Linked DNA regions of Homo sapiens: region 1 is linked to region 2. Evidence: read pairs that join two places in POLR2A ChIA-PET (ENCODE). Cell type or tissue: Caco-2. All regions are shown on one strand. Each heading gives the region's core, and the rest is flanking DNA. Links, peaks and the distances in the headings are about the cores only. Region 1 overlaps USP34 (ubiquitin specific peptidase 34). Region 2 overlaps XPO1 (exportin 1).

The links. Peaks named below come from ENCODE experiments on the same cell type or tissue, not always from the same donor. Only the 100,000 strongest peaks of a DNase experiment are listed, where the experiment ranks them.
Region 1: POLR2A ChIA-PET joins it to region 2 with 5 read pairs; 7 of 35 experiments call an interaction of 5 or more read pairs at or near these places.

What each region holds. Positions count from the first base shown.
Region 1 is chr2:61,405,750-61,418,311 of GRCh38, reverse strand. USP34 (ubiquitin specific peptidase 34) reads left to right here. Exons shown (of 80, transcript NM_014709.4): 3 at 12,184-12,562. It overlaps SNORA70B (small nucleolar RNA, H/ACA box 70B), which reads left to right and starts at 935; the gene lies at 935-1,068. RefSeq lists a silencer at 1,250-1,442. In Caco-2, for the core only: no CTCF peak of the experiment used is centred there; no DNase peak of the experiment used is centred there.
Region 2 is chr2:61,505,298-61,517,859 of GRCh38, reverse strand. The region is part of intron 4 of XPO1 (exportin 1); the gene reads left to right. Among named protein-coding and RNA genes, the nearest start is that of XPO1, 27 kb to the left of the region's middle. RefSeq lists an enhancer at 896-1,396 and a silencer at 9,020-9,220. In Caco-2, for the core only: no CTCF peak of the experiment used is centred there; a DNase peak (open chromatin) is centred at 6,609.

The DNA of each region.
Region 1 (12,562 bases), core at 2,562-10,561, 100 kb after region 2:
GGTCAGGAGTTCGAGACCAGCCTGACCAACATGGTGAAACCCCATCTCTACTAAAAATACAAAAATTAGCCAGGCGTGGTGGTGTGTACCAGTAATCCCAGCTACTCGGGAGGCTGAGGCATCAGAATTGTTTGAACCTGGGAGGCGGAGGTTGCAGTGAGCTGAGATTTGTGCCACTGCATTCCAGCCTGGAATAGAGTGAGACTCCATCTTAAAAAAAAAAAAGTATGTTAACAAGAATTTAATATTTATAAGCATTATAAAGATTTTAGGCCCAGGGTAATGGCTCATGCCTGTAATCCCAGCACTTTGGGAGGCCCAGGGAGGTGGATCACTTGAGTTCAGGAGTTTGAGACCAGCCTGGTCAACACGGTGAAACCCTGTCTCTACTAAAAATACAAAAATTAGCCAGGCGTGGGGTGCTCATGTGTAACCCCAGCTACTCGGGAGCCTGAGGAAGGAGAATCATTTGAACCCGGGAGGCAGAGGTTGCAGTGAGCTGAGATCACGCCACTGTACTCCAGCCTGGGGATAGAGCAAGACTTTGTCTAAAAAAAAAAAAAAAAAGAAAAGAAAAAAAGAAAAAAAAAAAGATTTTAGTATTTTATATATATATTTTTTCTTATTTAAATGATACAGTCATTGTAGGGAAAAAAAAACAACTTTGAGAAACTACAGAGAATTGAAGTTAAAAACAAAAACATGCCACCATTCAGAGCGACAGCTTACAACTTCTTTTGTATATCCATGGTGTGAGACTGAGAACAGTACAGTTTTAAATTTTACAAAAATTATACTTCATGGTCTGATTTCTCAGGTACAGTTAACTATGGTCAGTCTCTGTGTGATCAAGTATTATCTGTGTCATCATTTTTAAGTGCTGTTTAACAGTCATATAGCTGTCACAACTTTGGCTGTAAGATTACGGAGGTCCTGCAGCCAATTAAGCTGACTGAATTCCTTTCCTTATGGGGGTCCAGTGTGCAATGGCTGTAAACAGCAGCTTCCTTGGTAGTGTATGCGGCCTGTTTGTTGTATAGGTTGCTCTAAGGGACCTTGGAGACAGGCCTTTCAGATGTATGTTCGTGTTTCTGACCTTGCACTACCCCAGTGTAGGGTCCAAACAGGCATGTGAGGTGCCTTTGGAAAGCCCCAGGGCACTGTGGCCAGGGTTCACATTGGCCAAGTTATGTCCATCCATACCAAGCTGCAGAACAAGGCGCATGTGATTGAGGTCCTGCTCAGGGCCAAGTTCAAGTTCCCCGGCTGCCAGAAGATCCACATCTGGAAGAAGTGGGGCTTCACCAAGTTCAATGCCGATGAATTTGAAGATATGGTGGCTGAGAAGCGGCTCATCCCAGATGGCTGTGGGGTCAAGTATGTCGCCATTCATGGCCCTCTGGACAAGTGGCTGGCCCTGCACTCATGAGGGCTTCCACTGTGCTGCCCCCTCTTAATACCAATACATTCTACTTCCTGTCCCCCCCCCCAAAAAAAAAAAGATTAGGGAGGTTAATAACACATGTTTGTTTACCAGATTATCATCATTTTATTAATTTAATGATTGGGAATAGAATAGGAGGAAAACTAACTCAGAAAATGGGAAGAGAAAGGAATAGGAGAATAAATTCAAGACTAAATTAGGGAAAGGGAATATACGGATCTGCAAAGGAATATCATGTATGACAAGCACCGATACCACAGAGCATAATTCTTCATGTTGTTAAGTGTTGATTTTTTTTCTTTTTCTTTGCTTGTTTTAAGCTTATTACAAAACTGAGTTAGGTTTATATCTTGGAAATTCCACGTTCCTTAACAGGTATTTAAAGCTCTTTGCTGTCTCCTACCTATCAACTTTTTAACTTTATTTCAGGAATTTCTTCTATATAAGAACTCTGGACGCCAGCCAGGGTGAGGTTCTCTGTCAGGTTTCCAGGCTAAAAGTAGTATCTTTTATATTTGTCATTTGTGCTTAATGTTTGAAGCTTTTACTTTTATTTTTTCATTGTTTTAATAAATTTTGTTTTTTAGAATAGTTTTAGAAGCCGTTGCTTTTAAATAGGTTAAATGTATGTGGTTCACTCTTTAAGGCTCTGCCTTTTATTTTGGCATCAAGAAATTTGTTGGACCAATGGACTGTTGATATTGACCAGTGTTTAAAGTAGTTCTTTTCATAAATTAGCTCATACATAAAACAATTTTTGGTGAGGTTGAATACTGTGGAGTAATAGTCCTTTCATTCTTTCAGCAGAATTGGGCTAGGGAAATGATATTGGACCCACTGGAATATTTGTTGCTAGATGGAATTCTAAAACCTAACCTGGAAAGAATTTTATTTTGACATGTAGATTCCTCATGAATGTTTACTTAGTATTACTTTTAAAATTAAAGCTACATACTTTATATGAGGCATTTAGAAATTTTTATCATTGCATTTTAAAAACATAAGTGCATTTTATTTAGGTGGGCAGCATATAATTCTACTTAGATAATTTTGTCAGGCTGGAAATAACGGTAAAACTGAGAAGAAAATAAGAGAAGCTCAGATGGTGGGAGGATATGTATGATATTGGTGTACCAACATAAGTAATACAGAGTTTAAAAAAATTAATTGGCAGGGAAATGCCTATAATAAAGTCCCTGTGTCCCCTGTCTCCTCACCCTCCTTTCTGTTGTCAGCTTTTTGAGATGTTGGTTTTGATATTAACCTCTATACAGTATTCTGAAACACTCTTCTTATATTGCTGTTGCTTCATCTATCAATTTTAGGTGTAACCTATGAACTTCCAGTTATGATATATAAGGATTTCATTCTTTTACCCTCCCCAGTTCTCTCAGTATAGTTACATCAATTCTTAGGGTAGTTCTAAAAATAAAAATGTTGCTCAGCAATGAGCCAAAAAAGTTCTCTAGTTCATTTTATATCTTGCATGTTCTCTCTTTCTTGGTGTACTGTCTTTTCATTCAGTTAATTTTCTATGTGTGGATCACTTAATTCTCTCAAACGCTCATAAACTATGCATCATTAGGTGATCTTTTATCCCCCCACCCCTGGTCATAACCCTAGAGTATTGATTACTTTCTAGAGTTACTACCTTCTCTTCAGATCTCATCCTTATAATTCATTTTGCTTGTCTCTGAGGCAGGAGAACCTTAGGGTCTGGAGGCAGGGAACCTAAGGCCAATTCACGCTGACTTCCTAGAATTAAAAGGAAAACCCTAAGATTCCACGCCCTGAGTAACAAAAGGACCGGAGGCTACCCCGCTTTGCAACCTCCCCACACATTTTTGTGTGGCAGGTGAAAAATTGAAATTACCTCTAATTGGTCCCCTCCTGCAACTAATCATGCCGGTGGCAGTCCAAGTCTTCATCTGCATAGGAGTATAACTTTGTAACTTCAGCCTCTGACTGGTCCCACTTTCCATAACCAATCAGATGTTTGCATAGGGTGTAACTTTGTAACTTCAGACTGATCATGGGCCACTACTTCATTTAGGTAGGGTGTATACCAAGTAACCAATAGGAAACCTCTAGAGGGTATTTAAACCCCAGAAAATTCTGTAACTGGGTCCTTGACTCCCTTGCTCTGACTGTTCCCACCCTGTGGAATATACTTTCATTTTCAGTAAATCTCTGCTTTTGTTGTTTTATTCTTTCCTCGCTTTGTTTGTGCTTTTGTCCTATTCTTTGTTCAAAGCGCCAAGAACCTGGGCGCCTCCACTGGTAACATCTCCTATCTTGGATCTCCAAGTTTCCTGGATTCCATTTTGTCATCTTTTTAGCTCACTTCCTTGTTGTAGAGGACATCTTTTCTGAGAGAGGATACAAGGGGAGATAAATGTGTATTAGACCTTCCAGGCCTGAAATGTCTATCCTACCCTTATACTTATTGATAGATCTTATTGGATACAGAATTGGAAAATTGCTTGCAGAATTTCAGAAGTATTGATCAGTTGTATTCTAGGTTCCAGTATTGCTTTGGAGAAGCAGTAGCCCTTGTTATTTTTGTGCTTTTCCTTCATACTCTTTTTTTTTTTAAAGTTATTTATTTATTTATTTTATAGAGATGGAGTCTCCCTCTGTAGCCCAGGCTGGAGTGCAGTGGCATGATCTCGGCATCCTCTGCCTCCTGGGTCCAAGCAGTTCTCCTGCCTCAGCCTCCCGAGTAGCTGGGACTACAGGTGCACGCTGCCCGGCTAATTTCTTTTGTATTTTAGTAGAGACAGGGTTTCCCCATGTTGCCCAGGCTGGTCTCGAGCTCCTGAGCTCAGGCAGTCCACCCGCCTTGGCCTCCCAAAGTGCTAGGATTACAGGTGTGAGCCACTCACTCGGCCTCTTTTGTTTTTTTATTTTTAATTTTTTTAATTTTTTTAATTTTTTTGAGACTGAGTCTCACTGTATCGCCAGGATGGAGTGCAATGGCGCGATCTTGGCTCACTGCAGCCTCCGCCTTCCAGGTTCAGGCAATTCTCCTGCCTCAGCCTCCTGAGTATCTAGTAGAGACGGGGTTTCCCCATGTTGCCCAGGCTGGGCTCGAGCTCCTGAGCTCAGGCAATCCACCCGCCTTGGCCTCCCAAAGTGCTAGGATTACAGGCGTGAGCCACTCACTCGGCCTCTTTTGTTTTTTTATTTTTTATTTTTTTAATTTTTTTGAGACTGAGTCTCACTGTATTGCCAGGATGGAGTGCAATGGCGTGATCGTGGCTCACTGCAGCCTCTGCCTTCCAGGTTCAGGCAATTCTCCTGCCTCAGCCTCCTGAGTATCTAGTAGAGACGGGGTTTCCCCATGTTGCCCAGGCTGGTCTCGAGCTCCTGAGCTCAGGCAGTCCACCCGCCTTGGCCTCCCAAAGTGCTAGGATTACAGGCGTGAGCCACTCACTCGGCCTCTTTTGTTTTTTTATTTTTTTATTTTAATTTTTTTGAGACTGAGTCTCACTGTATTGCCAGGATGGAGTGCAATGGCGCGATCTTGGCTCACTGCAGCCTCCGCCTTCCAGGTTCAGGCAATTCTGCCTCAGCCTCCTGAGTATCTGGAGCTACAGGCACATGCCACCACACCCAGCTAATTTTTGTATTTTTAGTAGAGTCAGGGTTTCACCGTGTTGGCCAGGATGGTCTCAATCTCCTGACCTCCTGATCTGCCCGCCTCAGCCTTCCAAAGTGCTGGGATTACAGGCATGAGCCACCGCGCCCGGCCTCCTTGATACTCTTAATTACTCTCCCTGAAAGCTTTTAGAATCTTTATCCCTCCTCAGCTTCAGAAATTTTGTCTGTTTTGGTGGGCCTTTTGGTTGTGAAAATTTTATTTCATAATTTCCTTACCTCCATATTTATTGCTCTCACTTCTTGGAACTATGTTAGTCAGATATTGTACCCTTCTTGATTACTTCCTTTTCATATTCTCTCTTTTTTTTTTTTTTTTTTGAGATGGGATTGCTGTGTTGCTAAGGTTGGAGTGCAGTGGCGTTATGATGGCTCACTGCGGCCTCGACTTCCTGGGCTCAAGTGATTCTCCCACCTCTGCCTCCCAAGTAGCTGGGACCACAGGCATGTGCCACTATGCTCAGCTAATATATTTTTTTATTGTAGAAAGGAGGTCTCGCGATGTTGCCCAGGTTGGTCTTGAACTCCTGGGTTCAAGCAGTCATCCCACCTTAGCCTACTAAAGTGCTGGGATTACAGGTGTGAGCCACTGCACCAGGCCTTTTCTCTCCATTATTAATATTTTTTTCTATTTTGTGGGAGATTTCATTTTTCCCTTTTGTGGACCTTTTGTTGAATTTTACAAATTGCTATAATTTTAATTGGTTTTTAAACTGTAAATGATATATATACAAAAGGTATATGATATGTATTTGCATACATTACAGTGCTCTGAATTTTGTTATTGTTATTTTGGCTCCCTGGCCAAAAAATGCCCTGTTGTGTAATCTGAATTTATATTTTCATAACATTTCATTCTTATTTCAGTAACGTAATATTTTATATCTCTCAGGATATAAATTACAGCTAAAATCTTTTTTTCCTTTTTGTATTTTGTCTGTTTCCTCTAAATTTCTTTTTTCTTTTCTTTTCTTTCTGTTTCTTTCTTTTCTTCCTTTTCTTTTTTTTTTTTTTTTTTGAGATGGAGTTTCGCTCTTGTTGCCCAGGCTGGAGTGCAGTGGCATGATCTCGGCTCACTGCAGCCTCTGCCTCCTGGGTTCAAGTGGTTCTCCTGCCTCAGCCTCCCAAGTATCTGGGATTATAGGCATGTGCCACCAGGCCCAACTGATTTTGTATTTTTAGTGGAGACGGGGTTTCTCCATGTTGGTCAGGCTGATCTCAAACTTCTGACCTCAGGTGATCCACCCGCCTCAGCCTCCCAAAGTGCTGGGATTTACAGGCATGAGCCACCACGCCCGCCCTTACTGTTTGTTTTTATCTGCCTTCAATGATCCAAAGGCAGATAAAATTTTTCTCGCATATCTTATTATTGTTATCCTTTCATGGTAATAAGAGGGGTACTAAAAAGTGAATTTGAAGGCCTCTGTGGTCAGGGCATCTCAGATGTTGGCCACTACTGTATGATGGTTAAATGGTGAGTAGGCTTTCTTGTTGGGGCTAAACGGGCTTTTTCTATTCCAAACCCCACCACAAATACACTAAACTAAGAACACTCTAGAAGGACAGAAATCATGGGACAAAAGATGACAGCTATCAGCATAGTTTGGATGACAGAAAAGGGACAAATAGTAACTCGGAGTGAAAGAAATAAACTTGGTAAGAGCTATAAAAAGACATTTAAAAGAAGTATATTTCAATCTTTCGCTTTGAGATATGTTAGTCTGGTGGTTGGGTTACCAGATAGGAAGGGTACTTGAGGAGGTTTACCATTTAAGTCATATATTTCACTTATCTTGCTTTCAGTTTTTTTTTCTTTTTTTTTTTTTTGAGACAGGATCTTGATCTGTCACCTGGGCTGGAGTACAGTGGCATAGTCTAGCTCACTGCAACCTTGACCTCCTAGAGTCAAGCAATCCTCTTATCTTTGCCTCCTGTGTAGCTGGGATTACGGGCGTATGGCACCTTGCCTGCCTAACTTTGTTTTTTTTTGAGACGAGGTCTCACTATGTTGCCTAGACCAGTCTTGAATTCCTGGGCTTAAGCGATCCTCCTGCCTCTGCCCCCCAAAGTGCTGGGATTACAGGCATGAGTTGCTTTCATTTTCTTGATCACACTTGCCTTCTTTGGTATCTGGTGTTCCTGAGTTTATCTTGTTCATTATGTATAGAAAAAACTTGTTTTCATGGGTGATACAGGAATAATATTTTGTTTTTTTTAGGATGGGAACCTGCAGGTTTTAATTGTACCTTTCATTAGTCGTCTTATTTTCTGCCTCAGGCTTCATCCCTGCCTTTAGAGATATCTTATGTTCTTAAGTCCTGAGCCTTTCCAGTGTTCTGTGGGGTTGATTTTTCTTTTTCTTTGTAAATCCATTTCATAGCTAGTTGGAAGTTTATTTCCTTCACTCTGAATTACTTACTATTTTTCCCTTTTCTGTCACTCAAAATATGTTGATAGCTGTCATCTTCTGTTTCATTATTTCTGTTTTTCTAGAGTGTTCTTTAGTATATTTGTAGTAGGATTTCGAATAGAGAACAAGTAAAGTTTATGTGTAAAATCAAGCTGGTTTTGGTGAAGCTTGTAGCTAAAAAAAATTCAAGCTGGTTTTGACTGAAAGTGATATTTTTATTTAAAACACCTTTTCCGCCTTGCATTATGGATGCAATGTACAGCAAGGGTCCCCAGCCCCTGGGCCACAGACTGGTACCCAATTAGGAACCAGGCCACACAGCAGGAGCTGAAGGGCAGATGAGTGAGTGAAGTTTCATCTGTATTTACAGCCATTCCCCATTGCTCACATTACCACCTGAACTCCACCTCCTGTCAGATCAGTGGCAGCATCAGATTCTCACAGGAGCATGAATCATGTTGTGAACTGTGCATGTGAGGGATCTAGGTTGCACACTTTTCATGAGAATATAATGCTTGATGATCTATCGCTGTCTCCTATCACCCCCAGATGGTACCGTCTAGTTGTAGGAAAACAAGCTCAGGGCTCCCACTAATTCTACATTATGGTGAGTTGTAGAATTATTTCATTATATATTACAGTGTGATACTATAACGTGCACAATAGATGTAATGTGTTTGAATCATCCCAAAGTCCTCTGGGTCCTTGGAGAAATTGTCTTCCACAAAACAGGTCCCTGTTGCCAAAAAGGTTGGGAACCATTGATACACAGAGGGAAACGCCGTATTGAGAATTCATATACCTAGACTTCTCAGAATTGAATGTAATAGAATAAAAAGTATTATTTATGTAATATACAATTATTTAAAAAATACATATATTTGTGTACGTGTGTGTTCCCCTGTTAGACTCACAGCCCTTTTTGAACTTGTGTATTTTGGATCTGGAAGGACCCAGACCCAGTTTCTTCTGTTACTTTGTTCACATAATTTTTGTCTTTGAAGATCATCAGTTTCTTAGGTCCATTATCAAGCAGTTTAATGCTCATTTTCTAACACTTATTTTATTTATTTATTTACTTTTTGAGATGGAGTCTTGATCTGTCGCCCAGGCTGGAGTGCAGTGGCGCAGTCTTGGCTCACTGCAACCTCTGCTTCCTGGGTTCAAACAATTCTCCTGTCTCTGCCTCCTGAGTAGCTGGAATTACAGGCACCCGCCACCATGGCTGGCTAATTTTTGTATTTTTAGTAGAGATGGGGTTTCACGATGTTGGCCAGGCTGGTCTCGAACTCCTGACCTCAAGTGATCCACCTGCCTTGGCCTCCCAAAGTGCTGGGGTTACAGACATGAGCCACCGTGTCCGGCCCTAACACTTATTTTAAAAGTAAGTTTGGCTGAATCTTTGGCTTTCTTCATCCAAATCTGACTTCAAGTTCGTTTTCTGGGTTTTCAGATTCCATTTTTAGTAAATGATCTGCCTGCCTCAGCCTCCCAAAGTGCTGGGATTACAGGCGTGAGCCACCACACCCGGCCTGACCTCTTACTTTGAACCTGATTTTTCTAAGTTTTTTATGTTTTTTGAGACAGTCTCCCTCTATCACCGAGGCTAGAGTGCAGTGGTGCAATCTTGGCTGACTGCACCTTCCACCTCCCGAGTTCAAGCAATTCTTGTGCCTCAGCCTCCTGAGTAGGTGGGATTACAGGTGTGTGCCACCATGCCCAGCTAATTTTTGTATTTTTAATAGAGACGAGGTTTTGCTGTATTGGTCAGGCTGGTCTTGAACTCCTGGCCTCTAGTCATCTGCCCACTTTGGCCTCCCAAAGTGGTGGGATTACAGGCTGAGACAGCGCACCCCCCGACACTCAAGTTTATGACCTCACTTTGTTTTTGTTTGTTTTTTTGAGAGGGAGTGTCTCACTCTGTCTCCCAGGCTGGAGTGCAGGGGGCGTGATCTCGGCTCACTGCAACCTCCGCCTCCCAAGTTCAAGTGACTCTCCTGCCTCAGCCTCCTCAGTATCTGGGATTACAGGTAGACCACCAAGCCCGTCTAATTTTTTATTTTTAGTAGAGAAGAGGTTTCACCATGTTGGCCAGGCTGGTGTCAAACCCCTGACCTTAAGTGATCTGCTTGCCTCAGCCTCCCAAAGTGCTGTGATGACAGGTGTGAGCCACCACACCCAGCCTGACCTCTTACTTTAAACCTGATTTTTCCTAAACATCAAAGGAAAAAGCTGTTAATCAGAAGAATTGTAGGAGAAATGTGTTTATTTTTCTTCTTGTGGGAGTTGTGATACTATAGAATTGTAAAGCTGGAGGAGGCCTTGGAGGTAAAAATTAAAACCCTTTCATTTTGCCACAGATAAAAAAGATGTGATGCATTATTTATATATATTTATAATTATATATTTCTGTGTGACAAAAATACTCCAAAAGTAGTACTATATCTTAAAACAGCAGTAAACATTTATTATCCTCAAAGTTTCAATGGGACAGGAATTTGGGAGTCCTTTAGCTGTTTGGTTCTGGGTCGGGTTTCCTATAATGTTTTAGTCAAGGTGTTGGCCAGGTCATAGTCATGTAAAAAGCTCATGTGGGGCTGGAGGATATACTTCCAAGTTGGCTTGCTTTAGATAGTGACCAAGTTAGTGCTGGTTGTTTATTTTATTTATTTTTTATTTTTTTGTGACAGAATCTTGCTTTGTCACCCAGGCTGCAGTGCAGTGGCATGATCTCGGCTCACTGCAATCTTTGTTTCCCCGGTTCAAGTGATTCTCCTGCCTTAGCATCCCAAGTAGCTGGGATTACAGGTGCCCACCACCACGCCTGGCTAATTTTTGTATTTTTAGTAGAGATGGGGTTTCACCATGTTGACCAGGCTGATCTCGAAATCCTGAATTCAGGTGATCCATGCACCTCGGCCTCCCAAAGTGCTGGGATTACAGGCATGAGCCACCACACCCAGCCTCAGTGCTGGTTGTTAATGAGAGGTCTTGGTACTTTCTCATGTGGTCTCCTCTTTAGGCTGCTTGAGTGTTTTTCAGTGATAGGTGGCTTCCTCTAGAGTAAGTGATCCAAAAAAGAGCAAGGCAGAAGTGACAATGTCTTTTATGACCTAGTCTCAGATGTCACACATTGTCACTTCCACCACTTTCTATTCACTAGAAGTGAGTTCCGTCTACACAGAAGAATATCAAGTAATTTGTGGCTGTACTTCAAATTCACACTTGGAGAAATAAGATTATTTCCACATGATCATACAGGGCATTGGTGATCTATTTGGACTACAATATAGTTGTTTTGATCTGATGCTATTACTGGGTGCAGATTATAAATTATAGTTGCTTAGCTGTCATCTGGTACAAGTATTATTAGAACCAGGTACTTGCGTATGTATTAATTGCCTATTGATTCACCAGACCGTTCCCTGCCTTTTTTTGAGACATGGTTTTGCTCTGTCACTCAGGCATGATCAGGGTTCACTGCTGTCTCAGCCTCCTGGGCTCAAGCCTCTCGAATAGCTGGGACTACAGGCACAAGCCACGATGCCTAGCTGATTCTTTAATTTTTATGTTTTTGTAGAGATGGGCCTCATTATGTTGCCCTGGGTTGTCTTGAGCTCCTGGACTTAAGCGATCCTCCCACCTTGGTCTCCCAAAGTGTTGGGATTACAGGTGTGAACCACTGCACCTGGCTGAGATCCTTTTAATTATCTACATATGCCAGGCATTGTGCTACTAACTGAACATGTCTAAGGAGAACTGGATTTGTTTGTAATACTTTTTTTTTGAGACTGCGTTTTGGTCTTGTTGCCCAGGCTGGAGTGCAGTGGTGTAATCTTGGCTCACTACAGCCTCCGCCTCCCGGGTTCAAGTGATTCTCCTACCTCAGCCTCCCAAGTAGCTGGGATTACAGGTGCCCACCACCATACCCAGCTATTTTTTTTTTTGCATTTTTAGTAGAGACAGGGTTTCACCATGTTGGTCAGGCTGGTTTCGAACTCCTGACCTCAAATGATCCACCTGCCTCAGCCTCCCAACGTGCTGGGATTACAGGCGTGAGCCACTGCGCCTGGCCAATATTTTTTTTTTTTTTTTAAATACACATATATTTTTTTTTACAGGAGCTTGGGGGGGAGAGAGAGAGAGAAAGAGAGAGTGTGTGTGTGTTGTTCCTAAACACTTTTGATTTGCCAGATAGCGTCAGAGCACCCCTCCCAAGTAGCCTTCAAGGACATTAATCTAAAAATGTGGCTGTTTTATTAGTTGACAACAAAATTCCTTATATTAAATAACCAGCTGGCTTTACTAATAAGATATTTTGTTATAAGTTTCCTAATAACTTGCTAAACATATATTGAGTACTTGACACTGGAGAAACAAAATGTCACAATTCTTGTTTTTAAATAGTTCCATGTGTAGAAGGACAGACAAATCCATACGTAAAACTGAAGATAATAGCTGTAAACCTAACATGATGACTTTACACTAACTAAAATATCAGTTGTTGTTGCGATGCTATCTTTATGTTATTAAGGTGTACCCCAGCAGGAAGGAAAAAATAAAAACAAGTCTAGAAATAACTTAGTATTTGCTTACTTGTTTTTTTATATTATTAAAAAATACAGCTGCTGCTTTATTACTAATTTATTCAATTTTTTTTCTCTTATAGGCAATGTCTATGCTGCTTCAAGGAATATAAGCATTTGGAGATTTTTAATCAAGTAGTGTGTGCACTTATTAACTTAGTGATTGCCCAAGTTCAAGTGCTCCGGGACCAGCTTTGTAAACATTGTACTACCATTAACATAGATTCCACGTGGCAAGATGAGAGTAATCAAGCAGAAGAACCACTGAATATAGATAGAGAGTGTAATGAAGGAAGTACAGAAAGACAAAAATCAATAGAAAAAAAATCAAACTCTACAAGAATTTGTAATCTGACTGAGGAGGAATCTTCAAAGAGTTCTGATCCTTTTAGTTTATGGAGTACAGATGAGAAGGAAAAACTCTTACTATGTGTGGCAAAAATTTTTCAAATTCAGTTTCCC
Region 2 (12,562 bases), core at 1,743-9,742:
ATCCTGCCCTCTTGCCTCAGCCTTGAGAGTAGCTAGCACTGTAGGTCCGCACCACCATGCCCAGCTAATTAAAAAAAATTTTTTTTTTTAGAGATAGAGTCTCACTGTGAAGCCCAGGCTGGTTTTAAACTCCTGGGTTTAAAGCAGTCTTCCTACTTTGCCGTCCCAAATTGCTACCAAGCCTGGCTGGGAAATTTTAATATGTCAAATGGAAGAATTCCCTAATAAAGAGTGGTTGCTATTCATGGTAGTCTTTTATTTATTCATTTGTTTTGAGACAAGATCTCACTGTATCACCCATGCTGGAGTACAGTGGCACAATCATAGCACACTGCAGCCTTAAACTCCTGAGCTCAGGCAGTTACCACGCCTTAGCCTGCCAAAATAGCTAGGACTACAGGCATGTGCCACCACACCCAGCTAAGTTTTTCTAATTTTGATAGAGACACAGTTTGCCTATGTTGTCCAGGCTTGTCTTGAACTCCTGGCCTCAAGTGATGCTCCAACCTCAGCATCCCAAAGTGCTGGGGTTACAGGTATATCACCACTCCTAGCCATCACTGAAGTCTTAAAGGTCCTCTAGGACTGCCAGTGGTGTTGATTCTTTATCAGAGTCATGATTCAGATAATTCCCCATCCCTTTTTAAAAATGGCATTTAGGCTGGGTGTGGTGGCTTACACCTGTAATCCCAGCACTTTGGGAGGCTGAGGTGGGCAGATCACCTGAGGTCAGTTCGAGACTAGCCTGGCCAGTGTGGTGAAACCCGGTCTCTACTAAAAATACCAAAATTAGCTGAGTGTGGTGGCAGATGCCTTTAATCCCAGCTAATTGAGAGGCTGAGGCAAGAGAATCGGTTGAACCTGGGAGGTGGAGCTTACAGTGAGCCAAGACAGCACGACTGCACTCCAGCCTGGGCAACAAGAGTGAAACTCTGAAATTAAAAAATAATTAATTAATTAATTAAAAATGGCATTTAGATAATTCAAATAAAAAAAAAGAGGAAGCCTCCTTTGTTCCTGTTGGGGGGAAAGATGATGCTATATAAAGGTATTTCTGTACTTTTTATTTAAACCAAGGGATTGTTTTAATCAGTTAATGTGTATGGCTTATAGATCATTTCATTGATTGATAAAAACTTACTCACAGGCGGGGCATGGTGGCTCATGCCTGTAATCCCAGCACTTTGGGAGGCTGAGGCGGGCAGATCACCTGAGGTCCGGAGTTCGAGACCAGCCTGACCAACATGGAGAAACCCCATCTCTACTACAAATACAAAATTAGCCAGGCGTGGTGGCGCATGCCTGTAATCCCAGCTATTGGGGAGGCTGAGGCAGGAGAATCGCTTGAACCCGGGAGGCAGAGGTCGCGGTGAGCTGAGATCGCGCCATTGCACTACGGCCTGGGCACCAAGAGCGAAACTCAGTCTCAAAAAAAAACCCACACTTGGCTCACATTGAATAGAGAAGAAGCGAATTTATGAAAAAAGTAATCCAAAGTGGAAAGATCGTAATTACAAGGTTTGATTTTTTTTTTTTGTTTGGTTTGGTTTTTTCGAGGCGGAGTTTCGCTGTTGTTGCCCAGGCTGGAGTGCAGTGGCTCAATCTCCACTCACTGCAGCCTCCGCCTCCTGGGTTCAAGCTATTCTCCTGCCTCAGCCTCCCGAGTAGCTGGGATTACAGGCATGTGCCACCATGCAAGGTTGGTTTTGTTTTGTTTTGTTTTTTTTTAATTTTGCGACGGAGTTTCGCTCTGTCGCCCAGGCTGGAGTGTAGTGGCGAGATCTTGGGTCACTGGATGCTCAGCCTCCTGGGTTCACACCATTCTTCTGCCTCAGCCTCCTGAGTAGCTGGGACTACAGGTGCCTGCTACCACGTCTGGCTAATTTTGTGTGTGTGTGTGTGTGTGTGTGTGTGTGTGTGTGGTTTTTTTTTTTTTTTTTAGTAGAGATGGGGTTTCACCGTGTTAGCCAGGATGGTCTCGATCTCCTGACCTCGTGATCCACCCTCCTCGGCCTCCCAAAGTGCTGGGATTACAGGCGTGAGCCACCGTGCCCGGCCAGGTTGGATTTTATAAGTAGTTGGGCCACTAAAATTTCTGAGTTGTACAGTTTCATGTCTTTAGTTGGCAGACCAAAGCTGATCCACTCATAAAATTTTATTTAGTGCTCTCCTTTGACGTGAGACACGTGGTATATTTATTGGCACCGTAATACTGGCTACATTATTTGACCTCATATTTCAGTTTGTGTTGCAAGGTTTTGGGCATTAGAGCTAATGTATAGGAAGCCCTGTGCTTACATATGCTGAGTATGAGTAAGTAGTGGGTTACCAACTGTTTTTGATGAAATATCTGCATTTCACCAAATTGCCATATACCAGTCTCAAAATATCCTGAACCTTCTGAAATACCTTCCTAAGTGAGCTCACTAACACCTACTTTTCTGTGTCCTTTACAATTTTTTCACCACAAAGTCTCAAAGTTTCAGAAACGGAACTAATAGGGTCACTTCTGCTGAAGATCTCCTGTAGTATTGAAGATATTTAACATGTTTCCTTTAATTGATATTGGCCTTTGAGAATTTTTGTATTTGCCTTATTTATTAGGTTTAAAGTGTACAGTTGGATAAGTTTTATCTTGTGCATGCTCCTGTGAAACTACCTCTGTATAATCAAGATCTGCCTCTATCCGATTACTTTCACCTTCACTGCCCCTCTTCACATGTGCTTGTTGTCACTTGCTTGGTAAGAGTGGAATGGCTGGATTGTGTGGATTTTTTTTTTTTTTTTTTTAAGACAGTCACACTACTCTGTCGCCCAGGCTGGAGTGCAGTGTCATGATCTTGGCTCATTGCAACCTCTGGCTCTCGGGTTCAAGCGATTCTTGTGCCTCAGCCTCCCAAGTAGGTGGGATTACAAGCATGCACCACCACACCAGCATAATTTTTGTTTTTGTAATAGAGTTTCGCCATATTGGCCTGGCTGGTCTCAAACTCCCGACCTCAGGTGATCTGTCCACTTCGGCCTCTCACAGTGCTGAGATTATACTCATAAGCCACTGCGCCCAGCCCATATGGATGTTTTGGTGTATGTTTAAGCATCCAACTGTATTCCAAAGTGGTCATGTCAGTCTCACCAGCAGTGTATAAGTATGTTTCACATCTCGGCTGACATTTGGTATAGACAATGTTTTTAGTTTGGCTATTGTAGTGCATATACAATAGCATCTCATGGTGGTTTTAATTTCTTTCTTTTTTTTTTTTTTTTTTAAAGACAGAGTCTTGCTCTGTCGCCCAGGCTGGAGTGCAGTGGCCTGATCTCGGCTGACTGCAACCTCTGTTTCCCGGGTTCAAGCGATTCTCCTGCCTCAGCCTCCTGAGTAGCTGAGACTACAGGCATGTGCCACCACACCCAGCTAATTATTTTGTATTTTTAGTAGAGACGAGCTTTCACCATGTTGGCCAGGATGGTCTCGAACTCCTGACCTGGTAATCAGCCCACCTCAGCCTCCCAAAGTGCTGGGATTACAGGCATGAGCCACCACGCCCAGCCTTAATTTCCATGTGGAGTAGTGTTGTTCTGTGTTCCATCACATATCCTTACATGTTCTTTGCCATGCCAGTATGTTTTTGGTGAAATGTCTGTTCAAAAATTTTGCTCAGTTTTTTTTTTTTTTGAGACGGAGCCTGGCTCTATTGCCCCAGCTGGAGTGTGGTGGCACAATCTCAGCTCACTGCAACCTCTGCCTCCTGGGTTCAAGCGATTCTCCTGTCTCAGTCTCCTGAGTAGCTGGGATTACAGGTATGCACCACCACGCCCTGCTACTTTTTCGTATTTTTAGTAGTAGAGATGGGGTTTCACCATGTTAGCCACGCTGGTCTCTATCTCCTGACCTCGTGATCCACCTGCCTCAGCCTCCCAAAGCGCTAGGATTACAGGCGTGTAAGCCCACCATGCCCCGCCAATTTTGCCCAGTTTTTATTGGGCTATTCCCTTATTGAGATCTAAGGGCTCTTTGTATTCTAGTCAGGAGTATTTTGTTAACTGTATATTTTGCAAGTGTTTTGTCTGTGGCTTCCTGTTTAATTTTTGTAATGGTGTCTTTTGCAGAGCAAAAATTTCAGATTTTGATTAAAATCAGTGTTGATTTTTTTTTCTTTATATAGTTGATGTTTTTTGTGTTGTATTCAAGAAATCTTTGTCATGCAAAGGTCACTTAAGATTTTCTGTAAGTTTTTGGCTGGGCACAGTGGCTCACGCCTGTAATTCCAGCAATTTGGGAGGCCGAGGCAGGCAGATCTCTTGAGGTCAGCAGTTCGAGACGAGCCTGGTCAACAGGGTGAAACCGCATGTCTACTAAAGATACAAAAATTAGCTGGGTGTGTTGGTGAATTGCTTGAACTGGGGAGGCAGAGACTGCAGTAAGCCTAGATCACACCACTGCCCTCCAGCCTGGGTGACAGAGCAAGACTCTCTCTCAAAAAAAAAAAAAAAAAAAAGATATTCTGTACGTTTTCTTATAGAACCTTTATAGTTTTAGCTTTTGCATTAAGATCTGTGATTTGGCTGGGCACAGTAGCTCACAATTGTAATCCCAGCACTGGGAGGCCAAGGCAGGCGGAAACAATACAAACAAATTAGCCAGGCGTGGTGGCATGCACCTGTAATCCCGACTGCCAGGAAGCTGAGGTGGGAGGAATGCTTGAGTTGAGTTCGGGAGGTGGAGGTTGCAGTGAGCCGAGATCATGCCACTGCACTCCAGCCTGGGCGACAAAGACCCTGTCTGAAAAAAGCATCATGTGATTCATTTTACTCAATTTTTGTATATGAGGTGAGGTAAGGGTCAAGGTTTATATATTTATTTGAGACAGAGTCATGCTCTGTCTCCTGGCCAGAGTACAGTGGCGCGATCTTGGCTCACTGCAAACTCCACCTGCCAGATTACAGGTGCACACCACCACACCCGGCTAATTTTTGTATTTTTAGTAGAGATGGGGTTGCCCCATGTTGGCCAGGCTGGTCTGGAACTCCAGACCTCAAGTGATCCGCCAGTCTCAGCCTCCCAAAGTGCTGGGATTATGTGTGAGCTACCGCACCCAGCTCCCCAACTTTGTTTCTAAAAGGTTTGGCTATTGTTGGTTTTTTGCTGTTCCATAAAAATTTTAGAGTGAAATCTGGCAAATTTCAACAAAAGCTGTCCTGAAATTTTTATTGAGATTGCCTTGGATCTGTGGATGCATTTGGAGAGAATGAACATCTTTAATGTCAATTCCTGATTATTTCTTGCTAATATAGAGAATTGCCATTGTTCACTTATCTCTTGAACGTGTAGTTTAATCCAGCTAGTCAAAGCCCAGTTCAAACTCACTTTCCCTTCCTGTTGTGAGAAAACACCTCAATTTTGCAAAAGCTCTTGGAATTTAACATTTCTGCTGCTTTTCCCTGTATGTGTGGTGTTTAGTCTTTTCATAGTTCGTTGACTATGGAATTCAGAGCAGAAACCCTATTTCCTAATTTCCTTGGGAAGTTTTCAGAACTAGATGATAATGTAAGTTTCTAATAAGTTGATAGTGTTACTCAGAGGTGATTGTTTCATTTATGATTTTGAAAAGAAAATGTAAATATTAGACTTAAGTCCTTGCATCTAAAACAAATTCATGAGAAATCCCACAGAATACAATGTTAGAGATGGGAGCAAAAATTATCAGTCTAATCTCAGAGAGTTGACAGGCATTCCAAATCGTTTTTTGTCAGTATTTAAACCATGGTAGGATAATGTAAGAAATATACTTAATGCCTGGTGCGATGTCTCACGCCTGTAATCCCAGCACTTTGGGAGGCCTAGGCAGGCAATTGTCTGAGGTCAGGAGTTCGAGACCAGTCTGGCCAACATGGTGAAACCCCGTCTCTACTAAAAATACAAAAAAAATTAGCCGGGCATGGTGGCGTGTGCCTGTAATCCCAGAATCCCAGCTACTCGGTAGGTTGCAGCAGGGGAGTTGCTTGGACCAGGGAGGTGGAGGCTGCAGTGAGCTGTGATCATGCCACTGCATTCCAGCCTGGGCGACAGAGCAAGGCTCCGTCTCAAAAAGAAAAAAAAGAAAAGAAAAAGAAATATCTGTAAGCTATAAATTATGTTTTTCATTTCTAAAAAAAACAAGGCAGGCCAGGCACAGTGATTGAGGCCTGCAATCCCAGCAGTTTGGGAGGCTCTCTTGAGCCCAGAAATTTGAGATCAGCCAGGACAAGATAGTTAGACTTCTCTCTACTAAAAATACAGAAAACTAGCAGTGTATGGTCGAGTGCCCCTGTAGTTTCAGCCACTCAGGAGGCTGAGGCGGGAGAATCATTTGAGTCCAGGCAGGAGGTCGAGCCCTGATTGATTGCACCACTGCACTCCAGCCTGGGCAACAGAGTGATAATATCTGAAAAGATAGGCTGGGCACAGTGGCTCTTGCCTGTAATCCCAGGACTTTGGGAGGCTGAGGCAGGCAGATCACCTGAGGTTGGGAGTTCGAGATCAGCCTGACCAACATGGTGAAACCCCATCTCTACTAAAAATAACAAAAAAATTAGCTGGGCGTGGTGGCGCATTCCTGTAATCCCTGCTACTCTGAAGGCTGAGGCCGGAGAATTGCTTAAACCTGGGAGGTGGAGGTTGCAGTGAGCCGAGATTGCGCCATTGCATTCCAGCCTGGGCAACAAGAACGAAACTCTGTCTAAAAAATAAAGAAAAGAAAGCAGTATTTTCAGGCACATTGTATATGATTGATAGGAATAGTATTTCCATTTCTGGTTAATGTAACAATTTGCCCCATTCCAAGTATTTTGATTACAGGCCTCCATGAAAGGCCTATACTTGATACCTAACAGTGTTTGATCCCTAGCTTACATCCATGTAACTTTTTTTTTTTTTTTTTTTTTTGAGATAAGGTCTCACGCTGTCGCCCAAGCTGGAGTGCAGTGGCGGGATCATGGCTTAACTCTAGCCTCAACTTCCGGGGCTCTAGCAATCCTCCTGCGTCAGTCTCCTGCATAACTGGGACTACGTGCGCATGAATCATACCTGGCTCACTGTTTCTATTTTTTGTAGAGATGGGGTCTCGCTATGTTGCCTAGGCTGGTCCTGAACTCCTGGGCTCAAGCGATCCTCTGCCTCAGCCTCCCAAAGTGTTTAGATTACAGTCAAGAGCTACTGTGCTCGACCTGCTTTCACCTTTTGGCTATCATGAGTGATGCTCCTGTCAATTTTAATAAAATTTTAATCTTTTAGATTTTTTGTCCAGTGTGTTTGAGGCCATAAACATCCATTTAAGAATGGCGGATGTGCATATAGATCCATTTCTCTTAACATTATCAAAGCAGGTTAAATTATAGATTATCTGTGGGAACCCTAACTTAACTCCTGCTTTAGAATTATTGTTAGCTGTTTGTCTTCCATGTGGCATTGTTCTTATTAATATTTCATTGAGAGAACAGTAGTAACAATATCCTGTATACCCTTGTGTAAGTAAAGAGAGCAGATCACTATTTTATTGACCATCTTTCAAAAGATCGATTTTGTGTGTTTTTTTGTTTTGTTTTGAGATAGTCTCACATTGTCGCCCAGGCTGCTTGGATTGCAGTAGTACAATCTTGGCTCACTGCAACCTCTGCCTTCCGGGTTGAAGCGATTCTTGTGCCTCAGCCTCCAGAGTAGCTGGTACTACAGGTGTGCACCACCATGCCTGGCTATTTTTTTGTATTTTAATAGACAGGTTTCACCATGTTGGCCTGGCTGGTCTCAAACTCCTGGCCTCAAGTGATCCACCCACCTCGGCCTCCCACAGCGCTAGGATTACAGGCTTGAGCCACCACATCCAGCCAATTTTGATGTTTTCATGGACTGATACTTGTAATAAACATTTCAATTATATATAGCATTGATGTAGAAATGTACCAAATTTACATTTTTTTAGCTTATGGAATAAATAAATGTTTAAACTGAAATTGATTCGAAACTAGATTGAACTTGCCTTTTTCCTATTTGTAATTTACATTTTTAATAGTGTATCAAAAGCCTTAAACCATTTTCTGTGGTGCAGGTTGACTGCCTCTTGCTGGAAATGCTTGGGATGAGAAGTGTTCCAGACTTTGGGCTTTTTCAGATTTTGGAATATTTGCATTATGCTCACGAGTTAAGCATTCCAAAACTGAAATAGCCCAATGAGCATTTCCTTTTTTTTTCCTTTTTTTTGAGACAGAGTTTCGCTCTTGTTGCCCAGGCTGGAGTGCGACGGCATGATCTCGACTCACTGCAACCTCTGCCTCCTGGGTTGAAGTGATTCTCCTGCCTCATCCTCCTGTGTAGTTGGGATTACAGTCATGCGGCACCATGCCTGGCTAATTTTGTAGTTTTAGTAGAGACAGGGTTTCTTCATGTTGGTCAGGCTGGTCTCAAACTCCAAACCTCAGGTGAGCCGCCCGCCTTGTGTTGGGATTACAGGCGTGAGCTATCTCACCCAACCTGAGCATTTCCTTTTAGTGCCATGTTGGTGCTTTAAAACTTGCAGATTTGGGGTTGGGCGTGGTGGCTCATGCCTGTAATCCCAGCACTTTGGGAGGCTGAGGCAGGTGGGTTGCCTGAGGTCAGGAGTTGGAGAACAGCCTGGCCAACATAGTGAAACCTTGTCTTTACCTAAAAAAAAAAAAAAATCAGCTGGGCGTGGTGACGGGCACCTGTAATCCCAGCTACTCTGGGAGGCTGAGGCAGGAGAATCGCTTGAACTCGGGAGGTGGAGGTTGCAGTGAGCGGAGATAGCACCATTGCACTCCAGCCTGGGCCACAAGAATGAAACTCCATCTCAATCAGTCAGTCAATCTTGCAGATATTGGAGTGTTTCAGATTTCAGATTTGGGGTACTTAAACTGTACGTGAAAATTAGCTGCTGGGGAGGAGAGGAATTGGAATATGTAACATGGACTCCCACATTTTAAGGATTTTTCTAGGACTGCATCTTTCTCTTAATAAGTCAGATCCTTATTTGGTTGAAAATGTTTACTGCATGACTATCACTGACTATGTAAGATGCTGATGTACAACTCTATGACTTGAAGATTGAGTTGCTTCTATGGGAATATGACACCATTTGAATTAATTTGTTCTCAATATTTTAAAGAGTTTTAGTGAATTCTGTTCATATAAAAATCAGGTTCAATAATGCGTGCTTTTTACGCTATCATTGAGTATCCAGTGTTTACAAGGTGTTTCTGAGGGATAAGATTATTATTGCTGTGTAAAGAATTTGGCAGATGGTGTGTACCTTCTAAGTTAGCTTGAGGTTTATTTAAATCTCATCTTTTTAGCTTGCTGAAGTTGATACTATGCAGTTGCAAGTTTATATTGACTATTTGATATTGCTGTGTTTTTATTTGAAATGGGACTGTTAGACACATTTTTCTTTATATTGAGCAATAGAGCTGGAATATTAAAGATGTATGCATTAACCCTTGCATTTGGAACATTTACATGTCATAAGCTGCCTTTCAGTAAGTGGTTAGGCATTTCTACGGGTGTGTATTATATTTTGAATAAATTTTATATGGCTTTCCAAGAAACAATTAGAGCATTTGACCCACCGACTTTGTTGTTTATTTTTATTTTTTTGAGATGGAGCCTCCCGCAGTAGAGATAGAGTTTCACTATGTTGGCCAGGCTGGTCTTGAATTCCGCCTCAGGTGATCCACGTGCCTTGGCCTCCCAAAGTGCTGGGATTACAGGTGTGAGCCACCATGCCCAACCTGACCTACCAACTTTGGATGTGAATTTTTTTCATTTATATTGAGAAGAATAGGGTCTTGGGCCACTAGATTGTACCAGTGCTAAGTCAGTATCTGAATCCATTGAAGATCCTGTTGGCAACGTCAGGACTTATCAAAGACACACAACTTCAATGAGAACCTTTCTTTGGAATTAATTAATTAATGATATGGAGCCTTGATCTGTCACTCAGGCTGGAGTGCAGTGGCACTATTTCAGCTCACTAGGAATGCATCTTTCTCTTCTCTTTCTCCACCTCCCAGGTTTAAGCACTTCTCCTGCCTCAGCCTCCCGAGTAGCTGGGACTGCAGGCACAAGCCACCATGCTGAGCTAATTTTTGTATTTTTAGCAGAGACAAGGTTTTGCCATGTTGGCCAGGCTGGTCTCGAACTCCTGGCCTCACGTGATCTGCCCACCTCAGCCTCCCAAAGTACTGGGATTACAGGCTTGAGCCACTGTGCCCGGCTGCCTTGTTTGATTTTTTTTTTTAAAGAGACAGAGATCCCCTCTGTTGCCCAGGCTGAAGTGCAGTGACACAATCATAGCTCGTTGTAACTTCAGTCTCCTGGGTGATGGGTAGAATTCTGCCACAGCCCAAGTAGCTAGGAGTATAGGCACGAACGACTGTGCCTAGCTAATTTTTTTATTTTTTGTGGAAATGGGGCCTTGCTGTGTTGCCCAAGCTGGTCTCAAGCTCGTTTCCTCAAACCCTCCTCCCATGTCAGCCTTCCAAAGCTCCAGGATTACAGGTGTGAGCCATCGTGCGTGACTTGTTTTTGATTTTTGTATCGTTTTCTTCACTCTTTTTTTTTTTTTTTTGAGATGGAGTCTCCCGCTGTCACCCAAGCTGGAGTGCAGTGGCACAATCTTGGCTCACTGCAACTGCATCTTGGGTTCAAGTGATTCTCCTGCCTCAGTCTCCCCAAGTAGCTGGGACTACAGGCGCATGCCACCACGCCCAGCTAAATTTTTTTGTTTTTATTTTTTGCATTTTTAGTAGAGACGAGGTTTCACCACGTTGGCCAGGCTGGTCTTGAACTCTTGACCTCAGATGATCTGCCCGTCTCGGCCTCCCAAAGTGCTGGGATTACAGGTGTGAGCCACCGCGCCCGGCCTTCTTCACCTTTTGTATCAAGCTTTTTAAGGAAGAGCTTAGAAAGCCAGTTTAAAGGAATTGAAATGTGTTATGTAAATGTCTGTTTTGCAACTGAGACCCACTAATTTATTTAGAACAAAAAGTCAGAGACCAGTAATGGGTCCTTTTCTGTCAAATTTCAAGCTGAGCTGTTTCTGCTACTTAGAAACATTTCGATTTTCTACCTAGATATGTATTATATCATTGCTAATTATTTATTTATTTATTTATTTATTTATTTGAGGTGGAGTCTCACTCTGTCGCCCAGGCTTGAGTGTACTAATTTATTTTTAAGTGCAGTTTAACATTGGATTTTTTTTTTTTTTTTTGAGACGGAATCTTGCTCTGTCGCCCAGACTGGAGTGCAGTGGCACGATCTTGGCTCAGAGCAACCTCTGGCTCCTGGGTTCAAGCGTTTCTCCTGCCTCAGCTTCCCAGGTAGCTGGGATTACAGGCATGAGCCACTGCTCCTGGCCTACAGTTGGAATTTTTTGTTGTTGTTTTTGAGACGGAGTCTTGCTCTGTCACCCAGGCTTGAGTGCAGTGGCGCGATCTCAGCTCACTGCATTGTCCATTTCCTGGGTTCAAATGATTCTCATGCCTCAGCCTCCTGAGTAGCTGGGATTATAGGCGCGTGCCACCATGCCTGGCTAATTTTGTTGTATTTTTATTAGAGACAGGGTTTCACCATGTTGGCCAGGCTGGTCTGGAACTCCTGACCTCAAGTGATCTGCCTGCCTCGGCCTTCCAGAGTGTTGGGATTACAGGCGTGAGCCATCCGTCCGGCTGGAATGCTATTCTTAATTGACCTGCATTTATTTATTTATTTATTTATTTGGCAAGCCTTGAGGAAGGGATTTGGGGAATGAACAATGGTACTTGATCAAATAATCCTTGTACTAGGCAATCACAGTTTCTAGGGCCACTGTACCTGGCCATGGGGGTTTTATTGATAATAATCTGTAAGGAACAAAAGGGTTAGTACTATCGGAATTTTTGATTAGATGTAGTGAGCATTAAGGACATATGGAAAGTAGTTTGAAGTAAAATATATACAGTATAAGAGTCAGAATCAGCCAGGCGCGGTGGCTCATGTAATCCCAGCACTTCGGGAGGCCGAGGTGGGCGGATCACCTGAAGTCAGGAGTTCGAGATGGCCTGGCCAAAATGGTGAAACCCCATCTCTAGTGAAAATACAAAAAAAAGCCAGGTGCGGTGGCTCACGTCTGTAATCTCAGCACTTTGGGATGCTGAGGCAGGATAATCGCTTAAACCTGGAAGGCAGAGGTTGCAGTGAGCTGAGATCACGCCACTGCACACCAATCTGGGGTACAGTGAGGCTCTGTCTCAAAAAAAAAATACAAAAAAAGTAGCCAGACATAGTGGCATCTACTTGTAGTCCAGGGTACTCAGGAGGCTGAGGCAGGAGAATCACTTGAACCCAGGAGGCGGCCGTGTCAGTGAGCCTAGATCACACCACTGCACTCCAGCCTGGAAGACAGAGGAAGACTCCATCTCAAAAAAAAAAAAAAAAAGTGAGAATGTTGCATAGATTACCCAAGTTAATTCTTATAATTTAGTGTTCATTTAAAAGGAAAATTGATTTCCTACTTTTTGTTTTTAAAAATAG